Regions from separate parts of the Homo sapiens genome. Here region 1 is linked to region 2. A link is an interaction called in ENCODE POLR2A ChIA-PET data of the cell type or tissue named here. Cell type or tissue: B cell. All regions are shown on one strand. Each heading gives the region's core, and the rest is flanking DNA. Links, peaks and the distances in the headings are about the cores only. Region 1 overlaps SIPA1L3 (signal induced proliferation associated 1 like 3). Region 2 overlaps SPRED3 (sprouty related EVH1 domain containing 3).

Region 1 (4,382 bases), core at 83-4,082, 340 kb after region 2:
TGGTCAAGCTCCCTAAGCTGCACATAGCAATGGCAGCCCCCACTCAGGACTGGCCTCAAACCTGGCTCCACTGAGCCCACACAGCATCCTGAGGAGGAAGGCCCTACTGTTCTCCCCACTTTACAGAAGGGAACAGGGAGGCTCAGAGCAGCATGTTCCTGTTGAAGAGCACCCAGTGAGGGAAAGCAGAAGAGGGACTTGAACCCAGGCAGGTCAAATCTATGGCCATTAAAACCACTGTCATCTCTAAAGATTGGGGATAGAGCCATGAACACCGGGGCACTTAATAAATGCCTGCACTCCACTCCTGGGTGACTTAAGGCAGAAATTAGGCTTATGCTTTGGAGCCAGATTGCCTAGGATCAAATTCTGGCCCTAATATGTACCAGAGGGGGTAAGTGCCACCTCGTGAGACTGCTGGTAGATCCAGCAAGATGATCCCCATAGGGCACTCCCATACTAAGGGGCACATGGCAAGCACGCGATACATCCTTTCAACAGCACCTGCACTCACAGTGCACTCATCGGGGTGAGGGGTGGGGAGCAGCAATCCAACACCCAAATGCCAGCAAGCCACCATTCACTGGTCTATCTCCAGCATCCAAAACAGGGCCATCAACAGGGTGAATCTTCCACTAGTATTTTCTGAATCCATGAAAAAAAAAAACAAAACTCAAAAATCCCAAACCAACCAGATAACCAATTAGCCAGCCAACTAGATAACCAACCGACCAGTTAACTAATCCATTACCCAAACAGCCAACCAGCTAGTTAACCAGCCAACAGGTCTCATGTCTCAGGGGCCTGTTCCCATCTCTCTTCATCTCCGCCCCATCTCTGTCCCATGTTTCTTGTCCCTGCTCCATCTCTCTGTACTCCTGTCCCCCTACCCCTCTGCATCCCTGTACCTGTCTCTCCACGGCCCTGTCCTTGTCTGTCTCTCATTCTGTTTTTCTCTATATCTCTTGCACACGTGTGCACACAGATGGCCAGGGCCCTGCACATTTCTGGCTTCTGAGTCACAACCCCACGTCAACTCACCACTAAGGATGTGTCCCAGGCAGCTTCTGCCTGGCCCCTCTGGTCACCTCCTCCCAGATTCCAAGTTCTCAACATCTGCAGGGAGGGAGGGAAGCTAAGGAATTGGCCAAGATTATTATAGAAAACAAAAGAAAGAAAAAGAAAGGCTGGGCACGGTGGCTCACACCTGTAATCCCAGCACGCTGGGAGGTCGAGGCAGGCGGATGACTTGAGGCCAGGAATTCAAGACCAGCCTAGGCAACATAGCGAGACCCCATCTCTAAAAAGAAAAAAAAAATCAGGAGGCAGATACCAAACCATGTGCTAAATAAAAGAGTCACTGGCATGTGCCGCATTGTCCTGGCCCCTGAGTTCCCTGTATTCCAGGCAGGGTCTGCCTGGCCCATTCTTACCCCACCCTGAAGTGCAATATTACAAGGGATTTGGTTACTTTAATCAGAGAACAAACCTAGAAACCCCAAGAAGTACTAATTCGGAAGAAAAGCATACTCCCACATTTAAGAAGTTAGTACTTAAGGCTGGGTGAGGTGGCTCACGCCTGTAATCCCAGCACTCTGGGAGGCTGAGGCGGGCAGATCACCTGAGGTCAGGAGTTTCAGACCAGCCTGGCCAACATGATGAAATCCCGTCTCTACTAAAAATACAAAAATTAGCTGGGTGTGGTGGCACACCCCTGTAATCCCAGCTACTCGGGAGGCTGAGGCAGGAGAATCACTTGAACCCGGGAGGCAGAGGCTGTGGTGAGCCAAAATCAGGCCATTGCACTCCAGCCTGGGCAACAAGAGCGAAACTCTGTCTCAAAAAAAAAGTTAGCACTTAAAAATCTTTCAAGCTACATATTTTATACTTTTATCTACCTACCAAGCTCATTGCAGAGCAAAGATCTGGGAGGCAGAGGCCCAGAGGTAACAGTGGTTTCTCAGGGAGGGGAGCGACGGTGTGTGCCATCTGTGCATTCATTCTGTCCTCACCACTGGGGCTCCCAAACTGTCCAAAGTCACGCACCTCTGCTCAGGCATAGCCGCAGCCCACCTGTACTATTATTTACTGAACGTGATCCTTTCAACCAACTCACTGCCTAAACCCTTAAGAATATCCATGTTGGATTCGTTTTATTTTTTTTCTAATACTCATTAAACAAAATGTACAAATATTAGAACTCATAAAGCTTGTCTGTTTATCAAGGAAAATGGGCTTTAGGACCAGAAATGCATTAACTCCAAACTAGAATGCACCTCTCGGACATGATACTAAGTGAAAAAGCCAGACAGAACAACATATACAGTTCACAACTGTTTTTATATAAAGTTCAAAACTAGGTAAACTGGAACCACGTTATTTAGAGTTGCTCATCTAGGGAACACAGCTTTCACAATGCCAGGAAATGGTGACTGTGAAGTGCAGAGAGCAGTTGCTTTTAGAAAGAGGGTTCTGGTCACGTGCGGTGGCTCATGCCTGTAATCCCAGCACTCTGAGAGGCTGAGGTGGGCGGGTTACCTGAGCTCAGAAGTTCGAGACCAGCCTGGCCAACATGGCAAAACCTCGTCTCTACTAAAAGTACAAAAATTAGCCAAGTGTTGTGGCAGGTGCCTGTAATCCCAGCTACTTGGGAGGTGAGGCAGGAGAATTGCTTGAACCTGGAGGCGGAGGCTGCAGTGACCGGAGATTGCACTACTGCACTCCAGCCTGGGTGACAGAGTGAGACTCTGTCTCAAAAAAAAGGAAAAAAAAAGGGTTCTGGTGGCCAGAGCCCATGGGGGTTCCAGGCTGCCAGCAGGTTCTCTTTCTGGACCCGGGTTACCTGAGTGCTTGCTTTGGAATTCTTCGGTAAACTGTGTATTCACGTTTTACATGCTTGTCTGTATGTATGTTCCATTTCACAATAACAGAATTTTAAAGTCTTTTGTATTGCATGAGTTATTTTTAAACAGTGAGATTTTACTCTTGTATGACATAAGCAACTTTAAAATGTATACAAATGTATTTTAAAATCTCAGCTAACATGGTGAAACCCCATCTCTATGAAAAATACAAAAATTAGCTAGGCGTGGTGGCAGGCACCTGTAGTCCCAGCTACTCAGGAGGTTGAGGCAGGAGAATCACTTGAACCTGGGAGGTGGAGGCTGCAGTGAGCCGAGATAGTGCAGCCTGGGCAACAGAGCGAGACTCCGTCTCAAAAAAAAAAAAAAAAAAAAATCTCAGCTGTTTGCTGGGCATGGTGGCTCACACCTGTAATACAAGCCCTTTGGGAGGCTGAGGCAGTGAGCATAGCTTGAGCCCAGGAGTTTGAAACCAGCCTGGGCAACAGTGAGACCCCATCTCTACCAAAAAAAAAAAAAATGAGCTGAGTATGGTGACATGCACCTGTAGACTCAGCTACTCAGGAAGCTGAGGCGGGAGGATCACTTGAGCTATGATGGTGCCACTGCACTCCAACCTGGGTGACAGGGCAAGACTTTGTCTTTTTTTTTTTTTTTTTTTTGAGACAGAGTTTCACTCTTGTTACCCAGGCTGGAGTGCAGTGGCGGGATCTCAGCTCACTGTAACCTCTGCTTCCTGGTTTCAAGTGATTCTCCTGCCTCAGCCTCCCCAGTAAGCTGGGATTACAGGCATGCACCACCACGCCTGGCTAATTTTCTATTTTTAGTAGAGACAGGGTTTCACCATGCCAGCCAGGCTGCTCTAGAACTCCTGACCTCAAGTGATCCACCTGCCTCAGCCACCCAAAGTGCTGGGATTACAGGCGTGAGCCACCGCACCTGGCCAAGACTCTGTCTTAAAAAACAAAACAAAACAACAAAAAACTCAGCTGTTTGATCACCCTCTGTGCCACCCCAGTCACTCTCATGCCATAGCTTGAGATTCACTTTCTCTCTCCTATAAGAGATTTCCACTCCCAGAACCTGCAGGGCCACTTCGCCTGGATGAACACAAACATTGCGGGCTGCCTGGGGGAATGTGCACTCCCTCCGAGCCCAGAGGGAGTCAGGGAGAGCGGGGCACCCTCACAGAGGCAGTTTCAGGACAACTCTCCATATGTGACAGCTGGGGACAGAGGGGAGGCGCCTCTACCCACCTGAGACATGCAGGGGGGCACCTGTCTTCCTTCCCAGTGGGGAGAGGTGTGTGGGAATGGGGGTTGTGGGGCCAGGCTACTGTTAGGAATGAGCACTCCAGCCCCACCCTTCAGCAGCACCACAGAAGGCTCTAGAAAGGCTCTAGTTATGACCCTCGCTGGATGTGAAGCTCTTCTCAAGCCCGAGGGACCAGCTGGCAGATGGCGAGGGCCTGCTGTTCTGTTTGCTCAACACCATAATCAAACATCCTGCTCCGGGACTGCA
Region 2 (4,365 bases), core at 1-4,000:
GAATTCCAGAGGCTGGAACCTTGGGGTTTTAGGGGCCTATGGATGACAGGATTCAAGGGGCAGCAGGTCTCTGAGGTCCGACAAGTGGGGATGGGGGAATCAGGTGTAGAGGCAACTTGGGGTTCATCAGACTAGAGAGGTTTGAATCCAAAGAAATCTGGGGTCTGAGGGTGCTGGGGTCTTGGGGCACCTCGAATCTGAACGCCTCTGGTATGGAGGGATGAAGGTCTTGGATCAGGAACAATCCCAATGTTGTAGGGTCTTGAGCCTTGCATTTGGGGGTCAGTGGCACCTTTGGGGTATTGGATCCAGTGCTCCTAAAGTACCTTAGGGTCACTCAAGGGCTGAGGGCCAAGGGCATCAGAGGTCTGGGTCACCATGAGCATCCCCTCTTCTGGGAGCTGGACTCCCAGCCCTTAAGGGGTTGGGAATCTGTGGGTAGAAAGAAGCTGAAGATTCCAGGACATTTGGGGTCTCAAAATCCAGGTCCAGGAGGGACTGCAAGAGAGGGCTATTTGAGAACTCGAGACCAGTATCTCGGGTCCTGAGGTGTTGGTGGCCTTCAGTCGCACATCTGAGGACCCCAGGCACCTCTGAGTCCTATAAATGATATCCAAAGCTCCTGAGAACCCTGGCTTGGGGGTGGGTGGACCTATGGAGGTCTTTGATCCCTGGCTTCCAGAGCATCTTGGTGTCTGATATCTGGATCTTGGGGGCTCTGGGATGGGTCTCCCAAGTCATTTTGGTAAGAGAACAGCTCGTGTTTCAGTATATCCGAGCACTCAGTGCATCTTAAGAGTCTGGGGTCCCAGGGTGTCTGGGAGTTCCCTGGACATCTTAGACTTCAGTGTTCCCGGACTGGAGGCCAGGTCTGTGGGCACTAAGTCGTGGGTAGATTTGAGGGGCAGCATCTGGAGATTCCAGAGCATAACAGAGTTTCAAACTCTGTTTGAAACTTTCTCAGGGGTCCTGCTGTCTCAGGGGTCCTGGGACTATGAGAATGTCTCAGATGTGGGGGCACCAGGTCTTAGGTGAATATTCAGGAACTGTTTGTGGGTGACTCCAGGTCCTATGGTCTCAAGATCTGATCTGGGAGTTGAATAAAGGCAGAGCCAGTTATGGGCAAGTCCTGACTAATTGTGGGGCTGTAATCTGAGGGACATGGTGCCAGGCGTGACCGGGTTCTAGGTTGTTCATTTCAACAGGGACCTGCCCTTTTCGGGATCTATGTGCTCCCTGGCCTTTCTGAGATGCAAAGTATGGGGACGCCTGGAGCCTCCTCGTGGGGTGTGGGGGTGGGGGAACGCCAGAACTCAGGACGCCTGGGACTTCTTAGACAGACACCCCAATGAAGCTGGGGCTGGGGTCTCTCAGTCCTAGGTTTGGGTTCCAGGTTCCAGGTCTGAGATCTCTCAATCCAAACTCAAGCTCCAAGTTCCGGATGTGCCTAGGTTTGGGTTTTAGGTCCGAACGGAGTCCGGGGTCCTGGACCCTCAATTTTGGGTCCTCGGGCCGGCTAGGGGACCCACCAGGCCGTCCTCACCGCGCAGCCTCCTCGTGGCGACCCCCGCAGCCGGCGCAGCCGCATCGCGCTGCGACCCAGTGGCACGCGCGCAGGGGCGCGTAGCAGCAGAGGCAGGGCACTGCCAGGGAGAGCGCGGCCAGCGCGGCCCAGCGCGCGGCGGGGCGCGGGTGGCCCGGCTCGCAGGCGCACGGGTCCGAGAAGTCGCCCTCGGCGTCCGACAGGCAGTGGTAGAGCAAGCTCTCGGCGCACCACAGGCAGCTTAGACGGCGCACCAGGAGGCGACCCGGGTCCGGGGCCTCTGCGCAGCGGCCGCCACGCCCGTCTGCTCTGCGACGGAAGAGCGCGCGGCAATGCACGCAGCGCGCTGCCTCCTCCGCTTCCGGGGAGGCCTTGGCAGGCGCAGAGGATGGGCCCGGGCCGGGGGGTGGGCGAGCGGGGGGCGCTGGGGGCGCAGCCTCGGTCAAAGGGGCAGGTAGTGCCGCTGGGGGACCCAGGGCAGCGCCCCTCAACGCGCCGGTCTTGGCGAAGCGCACGACGCAGGTGGACAGGGCGAGGGGCGCGGGTGGCCCGGAGCGCCGGTAATCCTCGTAGCCGCGGCCGCCCCACCCCAGGCCCCCTGCCCCTGCCAGGGGCTCTGAGGGTTCCGGAATCCCCGTGAACGGTAGAAGCGGAGGGTAGCTCTGCGGAACGAAGGGACAAACAGATCAGAATCCATCCCAGTCTTAGCCTCAAGGATCCAGTTCCCTAGCGCACTCTTGGGTCTGGGATTCAGATTTTCAAGACCCCAGCTTGCTTCTCTCCCAAGGTCCCTCAATCCCCACTTTTCTCCAGGGACAGACAGAGGAATCCACGCACCAACCCCACACCTTTAAGGACCCAGAGGCCGAAGGTTCCTAGTCCTGTCCTCTCTTAAGATCCAAGAGCCCCAGCTCCCAGCCCCCTCTACCTTGAGATCCAGGGGTTCTGGACCCAGCCACCTCCTCCTTAAAGGCGCAGGAGTTTGGTTCCTGGGCCTCTTTTACCCTTCTGGGTACCGACTCTCCCACCCTCCCCGTGAATTTAACAGTCCTCTTCCAGGAGTTCCCCAAATATACACTCTGAAAATGGTCCTAAACCTCTCTGGACTTCGAAACCCCTCAAAATCTCCAAGAGCGCAAGGAGACTCGGGAGGCCCGCACCCAAGCCTCCTAGAAACCCAGGCCTCCAAGCCTCTCCCTATTTCCCCGCCGCTTTCTCCCAGTCCGGCCCAGTTATCAGGTCAGCCATCCCCTGGAATCTGTGTTCCCCACCTCCCCGGGCCATGGCTCCCGCTCCCTTCGGGCCCCGAGTGCACCGCCCCATTCCCCCAGGAGCCCCAGGCTCCCAGGTCGCACCTGAGCGGAGGAGCGGCGGCGCTGGGGGGGCGTGGTCGGCCCGAAGCCTGAAGCTGACTCCATCGTGATGATGGGGGCCGCAGCGGCGCTGGGAGGAGTCTCCTGGCGGCTGTGACTGGAGGAGGAGTCGCTGTCCACGTGGGACTGGAGGAGATTGGCGGCCTCAGCGCGGGGACACGCCCCCGCACAGCCGATGCCCTCACATAGACCCCCTCCCATTGAGAGCGAGGGCTCTGCGGCCAGGAAGGCCTGGGTTCAAACCCCGGCTCTGTCACTGACTGGTTGTGTGACCTCCGGCAAGTGAGCTCACCTCTTTGAGCCTCAGTTTCCTCCTCTGTAAAACGGGGATCCTAAGAGTACCTATTCATAAGGATGCGGTTAGGGCCACTGTCAAGGGCACAGCATATGCCTGAAGTACTGGGAGAGCTGGAAATGGTTATTGTTATTTTTGTGGGACTCTTCTCCTGATCTAATCAGCTCGCCAAACCTGAGGAACATCTAATCGTCTTCCCGCTTCTCAGAATCCCTCTCCCCTGGGCAGCCAGCTGCCTTCCTCTCTCACTCCCAGCCCCACACTGTTATTGGGGCAGTCCCGCCCACTCCGAGTGCTCCCCTTCCCATGCAAACCAGCCTCTGTTCTGAAACTAGCTGAAACGACTTCTCAGACCCTTAGCTTCCTTTCTGCCACTTGGACATAACTCCTACCTTATCTGCACACTGCCTTCAATAGACATTCATTGAGCACCCACGACGTGCCAGACTCACGAAGACCACTGTGCAGATTCCAGAGGGGGCCTGGACAGCAGAGCATCTTTCCCGGGTAAGTGCTCCATGGATGGGAACTGTCTGCAACTGTTGTGGCCCCACTTCATCTCCCATGACCCTGGAACCCTCCCCTTTTCTGCCCAGGGAATCAGTTTTGTTCCTCCAGGTGTTTTAGGCAACTCCCAAGGTTTCCAGCAAGTGCCAAATTGCACCCGATATTATGTGCATTCATTCATTCCGTTTATTCAACACATATTTACTAAACACTTACTGTGTGCCAGGCACTGTTTCAGGCATTGGAGACACAGCAAGAAACGAACAAAAGATCCTTGCCGGCCTGGAGCTGACATTCTAGCATGGGAGATAGACCGTAAACTAATAGATAAGAAAATAGGCCGGGAAATACACCTGTAATCCCAGCAATTTGGGAGGCCAAAGCGGGCAGATCACAAGGTCAGGAGTTTGAGATCAGCCTGACCAACATAGTGAAATCCCGTCTCTACTAAAAATACAAAAAAAATAGCTGGGTGCCTGTAATCCCAGCTGTTTGGGAGACTGAGGCAGAAGAATCCCTTGAACCTGGGAGGTGGAGGTTGCAGTGAGCCAAGATCGTGCCCCTGCACTCCAGCCTGGGCAACAGTGCAAGATTCCGTCTCAAAAAAAAAAAAAAAAAAAAAGATAATAGTATTTTCAGAAAGGAAA

What was found. Peaks named below come from ENCODE experiments on the same cell type or tissue, not always from the same donor. Only the 100,000 strongest peaks of a DNase experiment are listed, where the experiment ranks them.
Region 1: POLR2A ChIA-PET joins it to region 2 with 8 read pairs; 3 of 35 experiments call an interaction of 5 or more read pairs at or near these places.

The regions. Positions count from the first base shown.
Region 1 is chr19:38,058,167-38,062,548 of GRCh38, reverse strand. All of the region lies in intron 2 of SIPA1L3 (signal induced proliferation associated 1 like 3), which reads right to left. Among named protein-coding and RNA genes, the nearest start is that of SNORD152, 100 kb to the left of the region's middle. In B cell, for the core only: no CTCF peak of the experiment used is centred there; a DNase peak (open chromatin) is centred at 2,438; H3K4me3 peaks cover 366 bases; H3K27ac peaks cover 3,750 bases.
Region 2 is chr19:38,393,320-38,397,684 of GRCh38, reverse strand. It overlaps SPRED3 (sprouty related EVH1 domain containing 3), which reads right to left. Exons shown (of 6, transcript NM_001394336.1): 5 at 2,899-3,042; 6 at 1-2,205. The coding sequence ends at 1,540. Among named protein-coding and RNA genes, the nearest start is that of SPRED3, 6.8 kb to the right of the region's middle. In B cell, for the core only: no CTCF peak of the experiment used is centred there; DNase peaks (open chromatin) are centred at 1,754, 2,124, 2,222 and 2,984; H3K4me3 peaks cover 1,759 bases; H3K27me3 peaks cover 2,456 bases.